Regions from separate parts of the Homo sapiens genome. Here region 1 is linked to region 2. Evidence: chromatin loops called from intact Hi-C (ENCODE). Cell type or tissue: PC-3. All regions are shown on one strand. Links, peaks and the distances in the headings refer to the core of each region. The heading gives the core; the rest is flanking DNA.

Region 1 (10,633 bases), core at 2,577-7,576, 240 kb before region 2:
AAACCACCATGGCACGTGTATACCTGGCTAACAAACCTGCACATTCTGCACATGTATCTCAGAACTTAAAATATAAAAAAAAAAAAAAAACTTCCAGATACACATTTACCATAAAGACATCACCCCACAGGCAAAGAAAAAAGGAAAAAGTATTATAGTTTATAAATGTGAATAAAGATGGACAGTACTTGATGAATACAACAAAATTTTGCAAATTGTTGAAATAGTATGTATTTTCTGTTTGTTTGTTTTTTTAACTGAGTTCTCTGTCTGGAAATATTAAAACCACCCACCAGGATGGGCAGAGATAACAGTCCTAGCACTTGCTCCCTCCTTTTCCTTCCAGTCCTCAAATAATGACTCCATTTTTCCAGTCCTGGCTCTAAGGAGGGGAAAATCCAAAACCTGCTGTCTGGACCCCCTATCTTACCTGTACGGCTACTGCTTTGCCCCAGAGGGCTTTGTCACAAAGAGGGAGAGACGTTCAATTCATTATTCACGGAGGAATAAGACAGTGTCACCCGAAGCAGACATATAAGGTGGCTTCCGTGCAGCTCCAAAAAATGCATGCCTTGAAAAATGGGGCTGATTCTTCAGATTTATGGTAATTTCAACTTTTTTCACAGATGTACTACTTTTTTATCGCAGGTAATCTACAAACCTATTAGACAATTGACAGCTGACTATATTTTTTGCTCAATACCAAAATCCTTTATCTTGCTCCAAATGTAAGTCCTTGACTTTCTTATGATTCTGCCTAGTGTATGTACCTAAATTCATTTCATTACTAGCTCTTAGAGAAATACTGTTTAGCATTTTTAAGAAATAAAAAAGGTAAATGTTTTATAACATATTTCCTGAAAACTCAGGATGTTAACAAGTATTTTGTGCATACACGCACAGCATATACTAATGCAGCAAAAGCAATTGGCATGAAAAATCAGAAGGAAATCCACTTTTTCCATTTCTTGCATAATGTATCTTTTAGTGCATTTACCCAGTCCCTAAGGAATCAAAACAAACCATGATTTCACCTTCTCCACGTATGCAGACTAAAAACAACAGAAGCTGTTAGATCCCTCAGTAAGTATTTCCAGGAGAAAATAAAGAAATTAAATAAAGACCTTCAGAAATTCCTATGCAGAGGGGACTAAAGCAAAGTCGTATGAGCAGAGAGATGCAGACGCTGGAACAGAAGGCAGTGTCCAGTGAAGGACCCACACATGCTTGATCCTGTCCCTGTTTCCTGCCAGGTGGGAGCGGATCCTTCAGAAGCAGGAAGAGGTGAGGGGCTGGGATAAAGTACCAAGGGAAACCAGCCATGGGGCCATGCAAACATCCAAGATACTGAAAAGGAACCAGTTCACAATGGCATCAGCTTAGGACCACTGCCATTGCCCTTCTTCTCACACATATAAATTGCTCAAGAGTTTGGTTGCTTGTTAAGTACTATTTTATGAACTCAAATAGCCATGATACAAAGATACACCACTGTCCACAGGGGCTCATGGTCTGAGTCACCGAGATAACATGGCTCAGATTCAAAGTACAGCAGGCAACAAAGAGTATTACCTCAGGACTAAAGGTTCCTCATTTTGGTGAATTCTATCCTTTAGGAGAAGGATATATTCAAAAACTTCATGGAAAATGTACCTTACAAGAATATGGAGCTCACCAAGCACAATTCATGAGAGCAGAAGGAAGTAAAAGCATTAAAACACTTGAGCAGTGTCTGAAGAAAGATAACAAAGAGGGAGGAGACGCTGGGTGACAGGCTGGGGCAATGCATCCTAATTCATTAAAAACAAACAGAAAACCATCTCCCTTCACTTAGAACGGCTACTATCAAGAAAACAACGACAAGTGTTGATGAGGACACAGAGAAACCAGAACTCTCGTGCACTGCTGGTAGGAATGTAAAATGGCGCAGCTGCTACGAAAAACAGTATGGTGGTTCCTGAAAAAACTAAACATAGAATTACCATTGATCCAGCAATCCCACTTCTAGGTATATACCCAAAAGAATTAAAAGCAGGGTTTCAAAGAGATATTTGTACACCCAATTTCATAGCAGCGTAACAGCCAAAAGTGAGAACAACTCAAATATCCATCAGTGGAGAAAAGGATACACGAAGTGTGGCATATGCACACACTGGAATATCATTCAGCCTTAAAAAGGAATGTAATTCTGATACATACAGGAATAAATCTTGAAAACACCATGCTAAGTGAAATCAGACAAAATGCGGAAGGACAGATATTCTTTGATTCCACACAGATGAGGTACCTACAATAGTCAAATTCACAGAGGCAAATTAATTCATGAGGGGAGACAGTAATGGAATGTTACTGCTTAATGGGTAGAGTTTCTGTTTGGGATAACGGGAAAGTTCTGGGGATGGATGGCGGCAATGGTTAAACAATGTTAATGTAATCAATGCCACTGAATTACATGTAAAAGTGGTTAAGATGGTTACAATCTTATTTATATTTACCACAATTAAAAAACCAACAACACACAAATGACAAACCTACAGTGGCTCCAGTCCTGGCTGGCCCAGCAGAGGTGGGGCCTGGAGAACATGCTGCATCCCTGCCCTGCTGTCTCCTCAGGGCCCCCTCAGAACAGGGCTGCACACACTGCTAGTTGCCCACCCAGCAGCCCTAAGCTCTCCATTTCCTCTTTGTTAAGAGTTTTGTCCAGGAATCTCAAGGCCATATGTCTTAGGGAGACTGGGATATCCGCCAGTGCCAGGGGTGAATCTTGATTCACACAGAGCAGGTAATTTCAAATGTTTTGTTCTCAGGGCCCATTTACATCCTTCAATGTTACTGAAGACCCCAAAGAGTTTTATTTATATATATATGTGTGTGTGTGTGTATGTATGTGTATATATATATATATCTATATATATATAGATATAGATAGATAGATAGATAGATAGATATTTACCACCAGAAACTAAAACTGAGAACAATTAAAAAGACAAAATATACAAACACACATTCCATTAGCTGTCAGAGAGAGGTCATCATCATCTATCATGTAACCTCTTGACAACGCCACCGCACACTAGTGAGCGAATGCGAGTCGAAAAGGCAAATAGCAGCTTAGCATTATTATAAAAATAGTTTTACCCTTGTGAACCTCCTAAAAGGGTCTCGGGGACCCTGGGCCCTCAGCCACATTTTGGGAATGGCTAGTACAGACCAGTCATGGTATTTACTTTTGCTCGCCTATCAAACTGTAGGAACAGGTATATTATGGAAATATAGGGCATGAGAACTGAACTTCAACAAAAGGTTTCTCAGTTTTCCTCAGTTTTAAATGAGTTCACTTTTTTCCATATCTGACATAGTAGTCTTTGTGTGATACTCAGAACGGTAACAGTCACCTTGAGACCCAGGGATAAGGAAACCTGAGGGGACTGGCCAACATACTGCAAACAGCAAAGAAGAATCACAGCCCCGTGTCCTCACAGCATAGTTGAGGCAATGAAGGAGCCAAATGTGGAACTGCTCTTTTTGCTTAATCCCTTAACACCATTCTTTGGCTTTCCTGTTACTTGCAATCAAACACATCCTAGCTGACACATCTCAGGACCTAGTTTGCTGAGCATATTTTGAAACCCACAAACTCACACAATACTTGGCACATTGTAGGAGCATGATAAATATGTACTGAACAAATGTATGGAAAATAAATACATAAAAAAAGCAACAAGGCTGTTGTAGAAGAAAAATAAAACAGATAAAATTCTGACTGATTTTATGTTGATAGAAACCCCTGTAGCTCCAAGATTGTTAACATTTAAAACAAAGCTCATTTTAAACCACACAAAAGTAGCTATACATGGTACCTGTCAGGGGGACAAGAAAGTCTAAGAATGCTTTCCTTTGGTCTAAAACATCTCTAAGCCCAGAGAGCTAAGTCTACTCATGCCAAATATGGACCATATAAGCTTCTCAAAGTGGAGGCGACCTGATAAAGTGCACTTTTTTCCCATTTACCCTCAGCATGAGGTCCTTTCTCTCATGAAATAAGCACCAAACAGGAGATGTATGGAGAGAATGCTACAAAACACACTAATTATGGAAAAAGAAAAAAAAGACAAATCAAATACTTAGCTTCCAATCAATCAATGTCATCAACTAGGGGCACCATGACCTTGTCAGAAAATATTTAAAACCCCCTAAAATATAATCAAATATAAAATTAAGAAATTTATGTTCAATTCCACTTAAGTTGACAAGATTCTTCCTCTTCCTTGATGAAAGCCTGATAACTATTTTTAATTTGCTGAAATGTAATGTTTCTTTGCTTCACTTCACAGGGTAAGACTGGTCAATTTACCCCTGTGTTTGTGGCTTTTTTTTTTTTTTTGAAAGTCACAATAAAAGATTCTTGTTCCCATTAAGTGCTTATGAAAGAAACAAATGGTATTTTTCCTCCTAAAACCAATGAGGTTTTAAGAAAAGTTCCACTAGGAGGAGCTGGCTATTTCTCTGTTGAGTCAGTGGCGTTCCACCTCTGAGATAGTCTAATCAAAAACACAGACCTGAAATTTGCAGATAATTTCAAACAAACCTCAATTGTAAACAAAATCTGGGCCTAAGGAATTGGAGGAGGCAACTTCAATCCAGGTGCAGAGTATGTATATATACTCTTCAGATGACTTTGCAAAGAATTAAGGAAACTGAATCTAGCAGATAACTCTGGGGATTTACTAGGCTCAATTCTCCCACCCAAGACCTCAGCAATGGGGGGAGAGGAGCTATTCTCTGGACTTGGCTTCAAAATAAAAGCATCCCTTCACCACAGCGCTTGCCATCGAGGCTGCTAAGACAGAAATCTCTGACCTTGTTCTCCATCAGAGCACCAAGGAGCCATCATTCGGACTTGAAAAATACCAGCCTTCCCTCATGCATTCTATTACAATCATTACTTCCTTTCCTTGCGTTTCTTGTCCTCACTTCACTTACCTGACAGTAAGACTTGGGTTTTGGTTAGACCAGTTAGAAAGTGAGCTGAGGAACACATTAGTTATTAAAATATTAGGAAGCTTCTTCTTGCCTTGTGACTTGGCTCCAAGTTATTTCTGCCTCTTTCTCTCCTTGATTCTACAGGTAATTTATTACTACCTAAACAAAAACAAGGAAACCCATACATTTATTAGGAGCCTATTTTATGACAAGAGCTCTGAAAATCACTGCAAATAAAAAGATGACAGTGTTCCCCACTCTCAAGCAACTTATGGCTAATGAGGAAATTGGGACCCATACACAGATTACACTGTGGGAAGGGCTGGGAGAGAAGGAAACACAGGGGGCTGCAGGCAGCATGAGGAAGGGGCACCAGCCCGGCATGGAGGTGTCAGAGTCCCCAGAGAGAAACGATCCTGAGCTAAGCAGGTCAGGAAGCATGAGCAGGAGTGAGCTAAAGACATCAAAATCAAATGCAAGGTGCTTGCTGCAACCAACAGCAAGAGTTAAATTACCATTTGACCCATGGTTCTCAAACTTAAAAACTGTTGAGAGCTCCCAGTATTATCTAAAGTCATTCTTCTTATTAGTTAAATATTAACAAACATAAACCAGTAAAACCTTTATGCTTGTAACTCTTACACAACCACAATATAAAAAATATACAAATTAAATACCAACAAATCTACAAAATGAGTAAAATTTAAATTGACAAAATTAATTCAGCGTGATCAATGATGCAGTCATTGAAACTCACTTTGGACTAACCATGTAGGGCTTGGTACCGACAGGCAGGTTCTGTTGACTGGCCAATACTAACACATGCAGGGAGACAGCTTAATTCACGCATCACTTTCCTCTTCAGAACCACTGTGCAACGGCAATCTCTTAGCTCAAACACGTTATTTACATTTTCACCTCTGTTCTTTTATAATATCTCCCTATATTTAAAGCAGTGCTCCTTGGCACCAATACAAACACAACTCCAGGCACTGAAATTTTAAGACATTACTTAGTTAGAATTGCAGGCATTTAGGTGTGTGGAATTATGAATTTTTAAAAAATTACCACCAAAATGAAAAATAGAAGGTGAAACCTTTGTAGAGAACCATAGCACCCTAATAAATCCCACCTGCCTAATCCCACTCATCTTTTGGGGCCTGCAAGCCTCAGACGGAGTTTAAGTAACTATATGCTATGGGTCACTGAGCTCACATAGGAAGCGTTCTTGTGGTTAGCTTTCAGTACTATGTAAAACCAAGTATCTTTCTTTCCTTTAAACTCTCTGCCCATGTGACTTCCAGTTAAGATGGCACGGTAAATTCACTTTTGGATGGATTCTCTTTACTCCAAACATACAGCAATGAGAGGGGAAACATAAAAAGAAAAAAGGAAAAGGATACAGGCAAGCACACACACAAAATAAACATTTCTATGAAATCGATACGAGACAGAAACACAAAGAGGCAAGACCCCGAGGACAAAACCATGAGCAGCCAGCCCCTCCTATGCTAGGGTCCAAAAACAGGCAATGAAACTGTAGGTTTGGGTCTTAGAAGGGTTGGGGGCTAAACAGAGGCACAAACGACAGAGTGAGAAACTAGCACCCTTGCTGGAAGGTGGGATGGAAGGTGCTGACTAGAGCCCTACCCCTCCATGCCTGAAGGAAGGCTCGCAGCATCCTTGCCTCCTATGGAGTGGCGGTCTAGGGAGGATGGAGGACACCTGTCAGGCAGGACCAGGCACTGCGTGAAGCAGCCATGAATGCCCAGGTAACTAAGCCCCCACTGTGAAAGCTAGTTCTGCACCCAGGCTCCATGGAAGCCAGACAGAGACAAGCAGAATGAGGCTACACAGGGGAGAGTGTGCAGAGAGGGAGAAAGAGGCGAAAAATGACTGAATGAGTGAAAAGTTTTTAAAACCTCATTCAAAACATGTCATTTAACCAAAGTTCTAAAGTACATGAAGAAATAAATGCAACTAACAATATCAGACATTAGATCACAAATTCACTTCAGATGAAGTTAATCAGTCCAACAAATAGGTATATTTAGATGCTAAAAAATCCTAACAAAGTATACTTAAGACACTAAAATAATCCCAACAAAATATATTTAAGGTGATTTTTAAAACCAACAAAAATCAGTATATTTAGGGTGCTTTTTAAAAAAGCTAATTAAAAAATAAGAAAGTATAAATTGAAAAGGCAGAATTAAAAGATGGCTAAAAAAAAATCAACTGCAAAGTATGTAAATCAGGACTACGGTCATTAAAACCTAAAAACTCAGTGCACAAGATACTAGACAGTAGACTGGAGAGGAAGCACTCTGTCTTGACAAAACACACTGCACATCACTGGATCTGCAGCAGCACAGCTCAGGAGCCCAGCTGCTGGCCCCACAGCCTGGCCTCACTCGGACCTGGCTGGTAGCCTTTCGACATCACAGGTGACTGAATGGGTCAGATCAGCACATCCAGGCTGTGAGTCCCACTAGCATTTTGCCTCTCCCCTACCAGTTGGTGGATATAGGTGAAGTAACTTTCGTTTTATACAACCCCTACAGAAACTTGATGAAAAAGCAGACCCTGAAATGCTTCAGGCAACAGATTTGTCCTCCTTGTAATAGATAACTCACTCTGGATTTAAATTTATCTTCTTTGCCCACCACACTTCTCCAGCATCACCAAATGTGGACTTGACTGGATTCCTTATTCACCATCATGGTATCACAACCAACTTCGGACCAAGGAACTCATTATATAGCAAAAGGAGTAAAGCAATGGGCTCCTGCCAAAAGGGTCTGTTGTCAGCTAAGTTACTACTAGCTGCTGCATGAACTCGATGGCTTTCACCTGTATTCCTTCATCACTTCCAAATTTCTCTACTACATATTTATTTCTTTCTGCTGCATCTTCTCTGAAGCTTAAACAGGAAACAAACATTAACATAAAGGAAAACATAAACAAGAATGATACCCTGAGTTATGTGGAAAGGAACTTTGATTTGAGGAATCACAGATGAATAACAATATAAAAAATCTTGGAAAACTGGTAACAATACACATCGTAATTGTTTGGATAAACAGTCACATTTTTTTTTTCTTTAAAAGGTTAGAAAACCTCTCATTTAGGTTCCCCTGGAAAGCAGAGCTCAGACAGGCTAGAGAAGGTAAAGACCTTAATTCACCCCCTCATTTCCAAAGACAGAAAGCCTCTCACCAGACCAGCCATGTGATGCCCTCCAGGTGTGTGCCTGGCAGCTATGAAAGGGGACTGACAGGACACAGGCCCTGGAACCAGCCGCTGTGCTCTCAGAACCTCTCCAAAGCCGATGCTATGCTATAGCACAAGAGCACCACCTACTGAGTTCCAAGGGACAATTTAGTCCATTTATTGAAAAATGGCTCAGTAAAATATGACTGTGGAGGGATGAACTCCACATCATTTCAATCTAGTTGGCTGTGTCTCTTTCTTTTAAAACTAGAACCCTTGCCAAGACTCCTGAAAAAGAAGCAGCATGCCTTCTTATTCTCCCATTTTCACTTTAATTACCACAGTAAAATGAATGTCTCTTCCTATCAAGCTTTGGCTATCTTAATGAATACTGCCATTTCTAGATCCCTCTTCCCCTACCTGTTTTCCAAAGGGCAGAGAAAACCTCTAGGGGAGCAGTAGTCCTAAAGGGTCTGGGAAGGATGTATGTAAAGTCAGTCATTCGGTCAAATTTTAAACCCTATGAGGCACAGTGCTGTGATGGGGGAATTGTTTTTACAAACTCGTTGAAAGATGATTACAATAGTCCTTTTCTCCTTGAGGAGCTTAAGATGAGCACAGAGGTTCTAAACCAGCAAAGCTGGAGATCAGATGATCCATTAATAAAATTGAATACAGAAGAAAATACGTAGGTGTAAGGAAAGATGATTTATGGGATAAGTAACATTGGGGAGAGCTGATTGCTTCTGCTGTGCTGTGTATTAAACATATAGAATACAACTGAAGGCAAAGAGCGGGTTCTTTCTGGAGCCCTTCATGCCTTACATGAAGCCCCTAGGTACTGCCCAGTACAGTTCAAGTGACACAGACTCACTCGAACAATTCACATACATTCCAGCCTGGTTATCACGTAGTTTTGCTATGTTTTATTGGTCTGAGAGGGACACTCTGGGAACCATTATTGTAGGGGTGGGTTGCCCCTACACACCTGTGGGTGTTTCTCGTAAGGTGGGACGAGAGATTTGGAAAAGAAAAAGACACAGAGACAAAGTATAGAGAAAGAAATAAGGGGACCCGGGGAACCAGCGTTCAGCATATGGAGGATCCCGCCAGCCTCTGAGTTCCCTTAGTATTTATTGATCATCTGCCTTCAAGCATCTGTTTAACAAAGCACATCCTGCACCGCCCTTAATCCATTCCACTCTGAGTTGACACAGCACATGTTTCAGAGAGCACGGGGTTGGGGGTAAGGTTATAGATTAACAGAATCTCAAGGCAGAAGAATTTTTCTTAGTACATAACAAAATGGAGTCTCCTATGTCTACTTCTTTCTACACAGACACAGTAACAATCTGATCTCTCTCGCTTTTCCCCACAATTATATGTCAGCCTCTCCCATGCCTTAGTCATGATTAAAAAGCTGCAGCTTTTGTTTATGCCAACATCTGCACCAGTACTAGTCCTCTCATCCAGTACCGGTCAGGGACCCGTCGCAGCGAGAGCACTTGCAGGCCAACACGAGAGGGGAGCCTGTACAAAGCAACCACCCGGAGAAACGGCAAGCACTCCAGAGATCAGCCACCCGAGAACTGTGAGAGTGCACATTTATTACTTTGGAAATCATAAAAACTTCAAAACAGCAAATGTGTCTATACTCTGTTTCAATTATTTCACAGAAAAATAAGATACTTCAGAAAAATTCCAATCCTGATTCTCTAGTGCATAAACTGCTGTGCTAAATGTGCAGTTCATACTCTACTAATGCCGCATGGCAAGGCAAGGAGCAGGCAGCAGTCGCAGGGAGGATAAATCCAACTGAGTATGAAAACCTCCAGAAAGGGACCTGCTGAAAAAGAATGAGGTGATACATGGACAAATTCTAAGATAAAGGGCAACCTAGGTATTTAACATATTTAACATAGGTAAAGTAGAAAAAACCCAACCTGGGGATTCAGAGGTCCATTGGATTTTTTTAAAACATAATATTGAGATTTAGTTGACTAATATAAAATGCCACAATGTTAGAATACACTAACAGGGGTCTAGCAAAAATTTCATAATCCTGCTCGATTTGGCCCATTTGTGGACTTCACTAGAATGTTAGGTGTAGTGGAGAGGAGCAGTCACCTCTCCAGCATCCATTCTCCACCCTCCCCCTTCTTAACGAGACTGGAAACTTCCCAGTCAGCATATTTGAGTGGGATAAGAATGGGCTCTGATTAGGTTAAAGCAGTGCTCATCAACCAAGGACAGTCGTGCCCCAGAGGGGACCCTTGACAATGTTTGAAGACATTTTTGGTTGTCACAGCTGGGAGAAGGATGTCACTGGCACCCAGTGGGCAGAGGCCAGGTACACCGCTGAACATCTACCAAGCACAGGACAGTCTCCCACAACAAAGAATTAGCAGCCCAAATGTCGGCACCTCATTCCCACACT
Region 2 (8,482 bases), core at 3,483-8,482:
TTGCTTACTTTTATACATGTCTCATTAATAACTGAAAACTATCTTGGTTGCTAAATTGGGTAAGTCTACTGCTTCTTTTCATTTATCCGAACAATAATAAATAAAGCTTGCGCTGTGGTATGGGGACTTGCTTCTCACTAGCCTTGCTTTCATAGCAGTGGCATTATGGGACCCACATGCAGAGTGGACTATTTGGGCCAACTCACACCTGGGTTTCTGGATTAGAAATAAGGTCCTGCCCCCACATTATAAATCTCTCCAACAACAAACTTGCCATTCATTAGCAGGTATCTGACTGCCCACCAACAATACAGTTTCCCTAACACATGACAGCTGTTTTTCCAGCCATGCTCTAAACCCCAAATGGAACAGTCATATTCCCTCCTGGAGGGACTAAGGATGGGGCGCATCTTCCTGTACACCAGGCTCCTAAAATCCTCCACCACAGCCCAGCAGTTTCTCAATGGCAGTATTCTGCTGTACGGAAGGCATTAGACATTGCAGTGTAAAGGAAAAAAAGTGCCCTAAATCCAATTTAAAGAGAAAAAAAAAATCCAGTGAGTATTATCATAAGCACCCAAATTCAAAGATTAGAAGAGAAAGTAACAGAAGTGTTTATATTTTGATGACCCTGATTATATCTGTGTATTCAAGGAATGTTCCCACTGAGAGAATCCCGCAGAGCTTCCTCCTCCTGCAGGCAGAAGTGCCCTCACCAGCAAGGCCCTCTGGTCTCTGGATGTCAACCAAGACCTCTCGTGAGGATGGAACACATAAAGCTTCAGAGTCGGCCAAAATCTGGATAAGGAATTCCATCGTCTTCAATCTAGCCAAGCTCCATGTGCCCACTGGCTTTGGTGGGAGTTCTAAGCAAGGAAGACCTGAAGTGGGGCACCTGGGAGGGAAAGCCATGGTTTGTGCTCCACTCACTGTCTCAGAAATGCTAGGGAACCCAGTTCTTCCACTGTCCATGCGCCACGGTAAGCACAGGGGACCAAGACTTATTTCCCACTCTCTCTGGCGGTGTGGTATGGGTTGAAGAAACTTGTCAATGGATTTTAAAGTTGCCTCAGCAGTCCATTAAAAAAAGTCATGATTCTTCAACAGGGGAATCACATCTTCTGCCAAGAGCCCATCAAAGAGTGTGGTCTTGGAACCAACCCTAACCAAAATAAGAATGCCAAGGATGCAAATGGCAGCTCTGTATCTAGTATCTCCCACAGCTGGCTTGAAATAATAAATGTTCTCATTCCCTCCTCTTAGGTTGTGATTAGCCAGACTTACTACCATTTCAGAGTTCACACTAGTAACTGCAGAGATCCACTTGGAAGGAAATGACGTGGGCAGGTTAGAGTGGGTGGGCGGGAGAAGGGGCAGGAGGGAAGGGGGCAGGGGAGAGAGGGAGGAGGCAGCAGAGGTTCTGGGAGCCAGCGAGGGGCACAGGAAACATTAATAGTATTATAATAGGATGACACAGCCATGGTTATTATGTGGGGGTGTCTGACATAGCTGAAATTCCCTCAACTTTTTCTCCCCCTAAATAGTGTCAAAAGAGTGCCAGAAGTTAAAATACTACATTTATGCAAAGTGGCTTCTATTAAATCTGGTCCCCTTTACAGTTATTTTATAATATTTCCATATTTGTTTTAAAAGCCAAAAAACCTTTTACAGTGAAACACATCCCCGAGGAGAACTGAACACTCATCAGGGGCTAAATCTGGGCAGATAGCTGGCATGGTGAGGCAGAAGGCGGCCACCAAAGCGCCCCTTTCTCCGCCCAATTGTGACTCTCCCCTACCCCAATACAAGCAGGAGAACAGGGCAGACGAGTTTCAGCTTGCCCGAGTTTCAGCTTGCCCGAGTGGACAGAGCCCAGGGTCACAGGCAGGTCAGCTTTGAAGGAGAAACTCAAATGAAACATAAACATGGCATTGTGGAAACCAGACAAATCTCCCATGGCTTGTCCAGCCAGCATTAATCTCGGCATCAGCTGTGGTGCATAATCTAAACACACGGATCAGGCTGTTCATACATCTGGAAGCTGTCATCTTCTGGAACCTCTGAGCGGCATCCTATGTATCTGAAACACCCCATTACCCAACCTGTCCTCTCAACTTGGTGAAGGGTCAAGAATGGCAGACAGCAAAGAGATAGGGAGGATTCGCAGGGTCAACTGCCCTGTGTAGAAGACACCTGAGGGCTATTTGTTCTTTTTTAAACAATCATTGGTGGCTTCTCATTTCCAATCGTTTTTCTCCAAATATGAAAGAAATATCACAACTGCTTCCACCTAAATGTGCATACCCAGTAGTAGAAACTAATAAATACCTATAAACATATTCTCCCTTCTAAACCATGTATGGGGGTCCAGGGAGCAGAAAGGAGCTGCATTTTTCTTCCTGTCCCTTGTGAAATGCCCCCACAATGGCAACCCCAGAGAAAAGAAACCAGGTGCTCACTGTGGAAGGGCAGTGACAGCAGAATCCATTCTGCCCTTCTGGCTGGGACTGGTCCCTTGCTGTCCCTTGGTTCTGCTCCACAAGGGCTCCTGGGGGGACAAGGGGGAGTGGTTTGTGACAGAAACATCTGGAGGAGAATGAGACCACCAAGGAGTTCACACACTAGCCGGGCTTCTGAAGGAGCTGTTATTTCAATATGCACAAAGGCAGTGGTGTCTTCTATTAAAGCTTTTCAGAAAGTCAACCATGCTAAAAACCTTCAGGCTACTGGGGTTGAGGTGCAACCAGTCTTTCTGCAAATTTAGATACCCCCCACCAAAAGGTACCCAAATATAAATTATTTCTTTCTTCCATGGCCTCTTTCCTCTTTCGACCCATCACGGTGTTTTTCTTTGACATTTAATGTCATTCTAAGAAAAATAGTTATCTGGGTCTATAAATACAGGAATGGGATGGGGGAGTTATCTTAAAGAAGATTAATACTCTTGCATCTCTGCAATGCATTGTAGCCACAACTCCATCATAATAAACGTCTTCCATCTGCACAGCATGAGTCTTCCAATCAAAATCTTTTTATCATCTAAACCAGTGGGTCTCAATCGTGATGATTTGGGACACCCTCTCCCCCAGTGACATCTGGCAATGACTGGAAACATTCTGGTTGTCACAACTGGGAGGGTGCTACTGGCATCTAGTAGGTAGAAACCAGGATGCTGCTAAACATCTTATAGTGCACAGAACAGCCCCCAACAACAGAGGATGATCCAGCCCCAATGTCAATAGTCCTGAGGTTGAGGGACCTTGCTCCAAATTGAAGGAGTGGTGAAACTCAGTTATCTCCTACAACTGATTGCCTGAGTTCAAGAACACTGAAAGCATTAACACTAGCAAGGTACAAACTTGAAAGCACTTACACATACCAAGCATGTATTTTAAAAAACAATTTCTTCTATTTTTCTTAAAAAAAAAAAAAAGTCAAAGTCACAACTTGCCTCCTTCTTCCTTGACGCTGGCCTGCAGCAATGTTAACATCCAAACACCAAAGCAATATGGATTCATTACAAGGCTGCTGCCCTCTGCAGAAAAGGAGGCCAGGAGCTGGGCAAGCTTTTAGAAAAAACAAAAAGCTCAAAGAAATAAATGAATGTTCTATCGCTGGAGAAGCTTGACAAGAAACTTGTTCTGAGGGAGGGCTGCAGTGAGGGGGCTGATATGAAAAGAAATAGATACTGAGGGAGATGGGTTAAAACTGCTTAACAAAAAGGAAATACCAACAAAGAAACAGGCAAGATTAAAAATAACACCAGTCTGTGCCCAGAAAGGTGAGATCCAGGTGAAGCATTCGTGGCTCCAGGGAAAACACTAGAGGCCAACACGTGAGCACACTCGTGAGACAGGGATGGCTAGTAGGAAGAGCTGACAGCCCCCAGCCAAGCAGGGAGACTTCTGTGAAATGGCCCTGAGGGACGAGCCCAGCTTCCAGGCTCCCACCCAACCTCAACGACCCACAAAGGGAGGCTGCCCTCCAGGAGGCCACATTCCTGTTCTCTGAGCCTTTGCCTATGCTGTTCCTTCTGCCCTGAATGCCCCCTACCCTCTCCCCTCCAGCCCCTGTGCCTAGCTCAGGCCTCCACCCTTGAGGCCATCCTGGAAGATGTCCCCGATTTTCCTGCCATCTTGGCACTGCTGTCCTTCATGTTAACTACCCACACACCAGTCCGTGTACCTGCTGAATGTTTGGATGGAGTTCCCCTGAGGGCAGAGACTGTGGCTTTTCACCAACATCTCTCTGGAGAGCTTTCTGCAATGGTGGTGCAGAGTAGGTACTGAGAACATGTGCAGAATGAACGCTTCTATTTTTATACAATGACAATTAGTTTCTCCCCCACCTTGCTGCCATGGTCATGTGTTTCTGCAACAGCAGATGTCCACTACATCAGTCAACATATTCTCTATCAAACCTCATTACTCCGCACATATGTGAAACTGATTTGACAATTTTGATTAGCAAACACTATAACCCTAAAACTCAAGCTGGTATCTTAACATATAATTGACAGTTTATTAAAAGGCAATCATTATATGGACATTTTAACAACAGAATACAATAATTCTTATCACCAATTCCTACACACGCACACACACGCGCATGCACACACACGGACTCTTTCTCATCTAGCATATATTAGTCTGCACATTGTGGCTGATGTATTCTGCCCTCTTTATAAAGCCAACTCTTTATAAAGCCACATTTCCCCAGCATGTTAAACAAAGCATGAAAGTCAATTTGAAGACACAGCCTTTCGAGTGGATCCCTTTAATTTGCTGGCTGTATTAAAAAGATAACATTAACATGCCTTTGGCAGATAGGAGGATATGCAGAATAAGACAATGTGCATACACACACACGCTCCTGTGATTTTAAACCGCAGGAGAAGGAGCTTCTTCCAAACTATCCCTCAGCATCCCTCTCCCCTTAAAATCTCATACTTTCCTCTCTTCTGTTGTTTTCTAACTAGGGCAATATGCTACCTCTATCCATTTCGTTTGTGTAGCAAGCACTCTGTTGATGCCCAGTTCATATAAAAATTCATGTCTAGAACCTTAAGAACAACCTACCAAGAAAGCAGCATCTAACAGATTTCTTTGCTGATAGTGATGAGGAATTTATCTATGAGACTGATGCACAAAATGAACTTAAATGTGGAGCTATTACTCACTTCAATTCACGGACGTCCACTGAGGTATAGGACAGCAGGGAAATCTTACTCCTGAATGCAAATGCTCACACTACTTACTGCTGACGTGAACACTCAGCTCACTCTGTCACAAACAAGATCTCTACACAATCACTTCTGCTTTGAAAATGAAATTAAATCTATATGGCTACTGTTGTATAGTCACCTCTCTAGTTGGGTCTATCTGCATTTATGAAACTGTCGCTTCTTCTCTAGGGGGAGAATCTAGCACAGAATGAATGAATGAATGAATGAATGAGAGATCAAGGACAGGGCAACAGAACAAGTGACTTATGTCATTAGTAGGCAAAGTAGACCTGGAGACAAACAGACAACCCATAGTTTCCCATCTGTAAAATGGGACAATCCTCATCATAAAGACATTACATCCACTATCATGTTATAAAAACAAAATAGGGCCGGGCGCGGTGGCTCACGCCTGTAATCCCAGCACTTTGGGAGGCCGAGGCGGGTGGATCATGAGGTCAGGAGATCGAGACCATCCTGGCTAACAAGGTGAAACCCCGTCTCTACTAAAAATACAAAAAATTAGCCGGGCGCGGTGGCGGGCGCCTGTAGTCCCAGCTACTCGGGAGGCTGAGGCAGGAGAATGGCGTGAACCCAGGAAGTGGAGCTTGCAGTGAGCCGAGATTGCGCCACTGCAGTCCGCAGTCTGGCCTGGGCGACAGAGCGAGACTCCGTCTCAAAAAAAAAAAAAAAAAAAAAAAAAAAAAAAAAAAAAAAAAAGATAATAATAGCTATTTTATTGAATCGTAAGGCATGCGATAATATATAACAAATGCCTGGTACATGGCAGTTGCTCAACAAGTGACAGTATTAGTACTGAGTAAATAACATTTGGCCCAAGACCAGTGAGTCATGCTGAAACTGCCAAAAGTAAGCAAAGTGAGTGTGCCCCTCAGAAGTGTCCTCATCCAGTCCATTGAAAAAGAAAAACTTTACTCCCTCTCACTACACAACTGGCAGCTCCCATAAAACTGCTAGGAAGCACACTGCATCTCCTTCCAGGACTTGAAATGGGTCGTGTTATGCAGAAAGCAAGTTATTTCCAGAAATATGCAATGTTAAGAAAATAAATCACATTCTATCTCCTTCAACATGTCAAAGGTCCACTGAAAACTCTTGCTAAGAACACCACAAAATCACGTTTTGTCATCCTCATCCGATGGCAACAAATACAGGTTGGATCAAGTGGTGGATGAGCCGGCCCTCCCTGTGCTCATGCCCTATTCTGTCCAAGAATCTACGGCAGCGGCCCTCCCTGTCCTCATGCCCTATTCTGTCCTAGAATCTACGGCAGCGCCCCTACAGTCTAGCCAATCACATCACTTCCAAACTCCTCAGCTGGGGCCCCTGCTGGTGTCCCGCCCATGCCTAAAATGCCCTCCTTCCCCTACCGTCTCCAGTTCTCTCCCCCCACCCCCTACCACCCTCTTGTAACTTTCACAGCCCATTTCAGCTGTGAACCCAAATGTAGTCCAAATGCATCGAATTCTAATAGTTTTAAATTGTGCAGTGTCGCACACACTTGAGTCTCTTATGGTGCTTAACACAGTGCTAGGGACATCATAGGTGCTCAAGAAACTTGTTGCTAGGAGCATAATAGCTGCTCGATAAAACCCTTCTTTTATCTACCAGTGATACTGAATCGCTGAACTGAGGTAAATTACTCCATGGATTCAATCCAAAGAACGCTTTTGTATTAATTACCAAACTACTTAAGGCAGGAATGTTTTGTCTTAATTATGTAGACTATTATTTTAATTGTCACTTCTCAACTAAATACTCCAACTCCACCCCAGGCTTGCAAAACTCTGCAAGCTGAATCTTCACAAACAAGGAGAGATTAAGGAAATATTCTTCAAGGTCTCCAACAGCATCCTGAAAGGGATCACTGAAGCGATTATGCGCATAACTCTTCAGCTTCCACATGCTGTCCGGAGGAATGCTCCAGGTATTTTGGTTTGAATTATCTACCTAGTCACCTCTACCCTCCCCTACTACCCTCTTGTAAGGTAAGGGATGCCCAAAGTGGTGTTTAGGGTTAAAGTGTTTCCAAATAGCAGGATTTGGAACTTGCCAAAAAGATAAATAAGAAACCAGCGGGGGAAAAAAATTGAAACCTTTGTCACCAAAATAATGTAAAAATGTTTGTCTTCGAAAAAATATATATCTATTTTAAATCTGCAACTGCTTTGCTAAGGTCTCAAGAACCCCAAAACTGAGGAACGTGGATAAAAGACTGGCAGAACCCCTCTGAGAGGTCCCTTCAACCCCGCGTTCTTAAAACATTTCTTTTCTTTGCCTGCAAAATGCAGCCTTCCCCCAGAATAATTCCATGTAAAAAGCCCCCACCCGCGAGGAAACATTAATCTACTTTGCAAACATGCGTTCCAGTCTGTGCCTTACTATTTTTTTTTCCACTCCTTCCACCCCCACCCCGCGTTTTTTGTACCTTGAGACAAATGTTTTTTTCCCTCAGAGTTGAAAGCTGTCCAAAAACAGGACCACACACGCCGCCGCCTCCGCAGCCCCGCGCTGCGCCCGCCCCCGGCCCTCCCCAGCGCGGCGGCCGCGGCCGCCGGGGGCGCGCACACTCCAGCCAGCCGGAGGGGTGGCCTCTGGCTCTCCCCGACTCCTTTTTCTTTGGACGCGGTGGGTGGGGGTGGGGGAGAGAAGAAAGCCGGGCCGCGGAGCGGGGCCGGGAGAGGCCAGCCCCGGGGCGCCTCTCGGGGCGCGGCCCAGGCGGACAGCGGCAGCGGCGGCGGGCCCGGGGCCCCCGGCGCGCAGAGTGGTCCGTCCCGGAGGGGCCCCGCGCCCCCGTCCCGCCCCCGCCGCTCTCTCCCACCACACCTCGGCCGGCGCAGCGCCCCGAGTAGATTACAGCGCGGCCTTTGTCGGGCGGGCCTGGCTCCCGGCCAGGCGCCCAAACAATAAACAATCCCCCGGGTGCGGGCAGGGGGTTTCGCCGGCCGCAGCCAGGCTCTAGGTGTGCGCTGGCGAATATCTCTATCAACCGCGAGGAGGGACCGGGCCGGGGGCGCGGGCGCCGCGGCGGGCGCTCTTACCTTCCACCCACAGCTCCTCCACGTTGGTCTCGAGGTTCGCTGCTTTTAATCCCACCGCGAAGGCCCCAAATATGAGGAGGCCCACAACCAAGAACTTGCCGCAGTTTTTTTGAATGTAACAACCCAGTTTAAATAAGAGTCTCTGAAACTTCGCTCTCAGCCACAGCGGCGCTTTCCGGCCAGTAGCCTTCCCCTG

What was found. A loop is a pair of places that touch in the nucleus more often than their neighbours do. Peaks named below come from ENCODE experiments on the same cell type or tissue, not always from the same donor. Only the 100,000 strongest peaks of a DNase experiment are listed, where the experiment ranks them.
Region 1: a loop joins it to region 2, with 3 times the contacts of the local background. A loop is called at or near these places in 6 of 110 quality-filtered maps.

The regions. Positions count from the first base shown.
Region 1 is chr9:95,260,613-95,271,245 of GRCh38, forward strand. All of the region lies in intron 1 of FANCC (FA complementation group C), which reads right to left. Among named protein-coding and RNA genes, the nearest start is that of FANCC, 52 kb to the right of the region's middle. RefSeq lists a silencer at 8,115-8,409. In PC-3, for the core only: CTCF peaks have their summits at 4,482 (motif pointing right) and 4,688; no DNase peak of the experiment used is centred there.
Region 2 is chr9:95,498,121-95,506,602 of GRCh38, forward strand. PTCH1 (patched 1) reads right to left here. Exons shown (of 24, transcript NM_000264.5): 2 at 8,287-8,479. Among named protein-coding and RNA genes, the nearest start is that of PTCH1, 6.9 kb to the right of the region's middle. RefSeq lists silencers at 7,772-7,831, 7,992-8,051, 8,482. In PC-3, for the core only: no CTCF peak of the experiment used is centred there; a DNase peak (open chromatin) is centred at 6,081; H3K4me3 peaks cover 1,512 bases.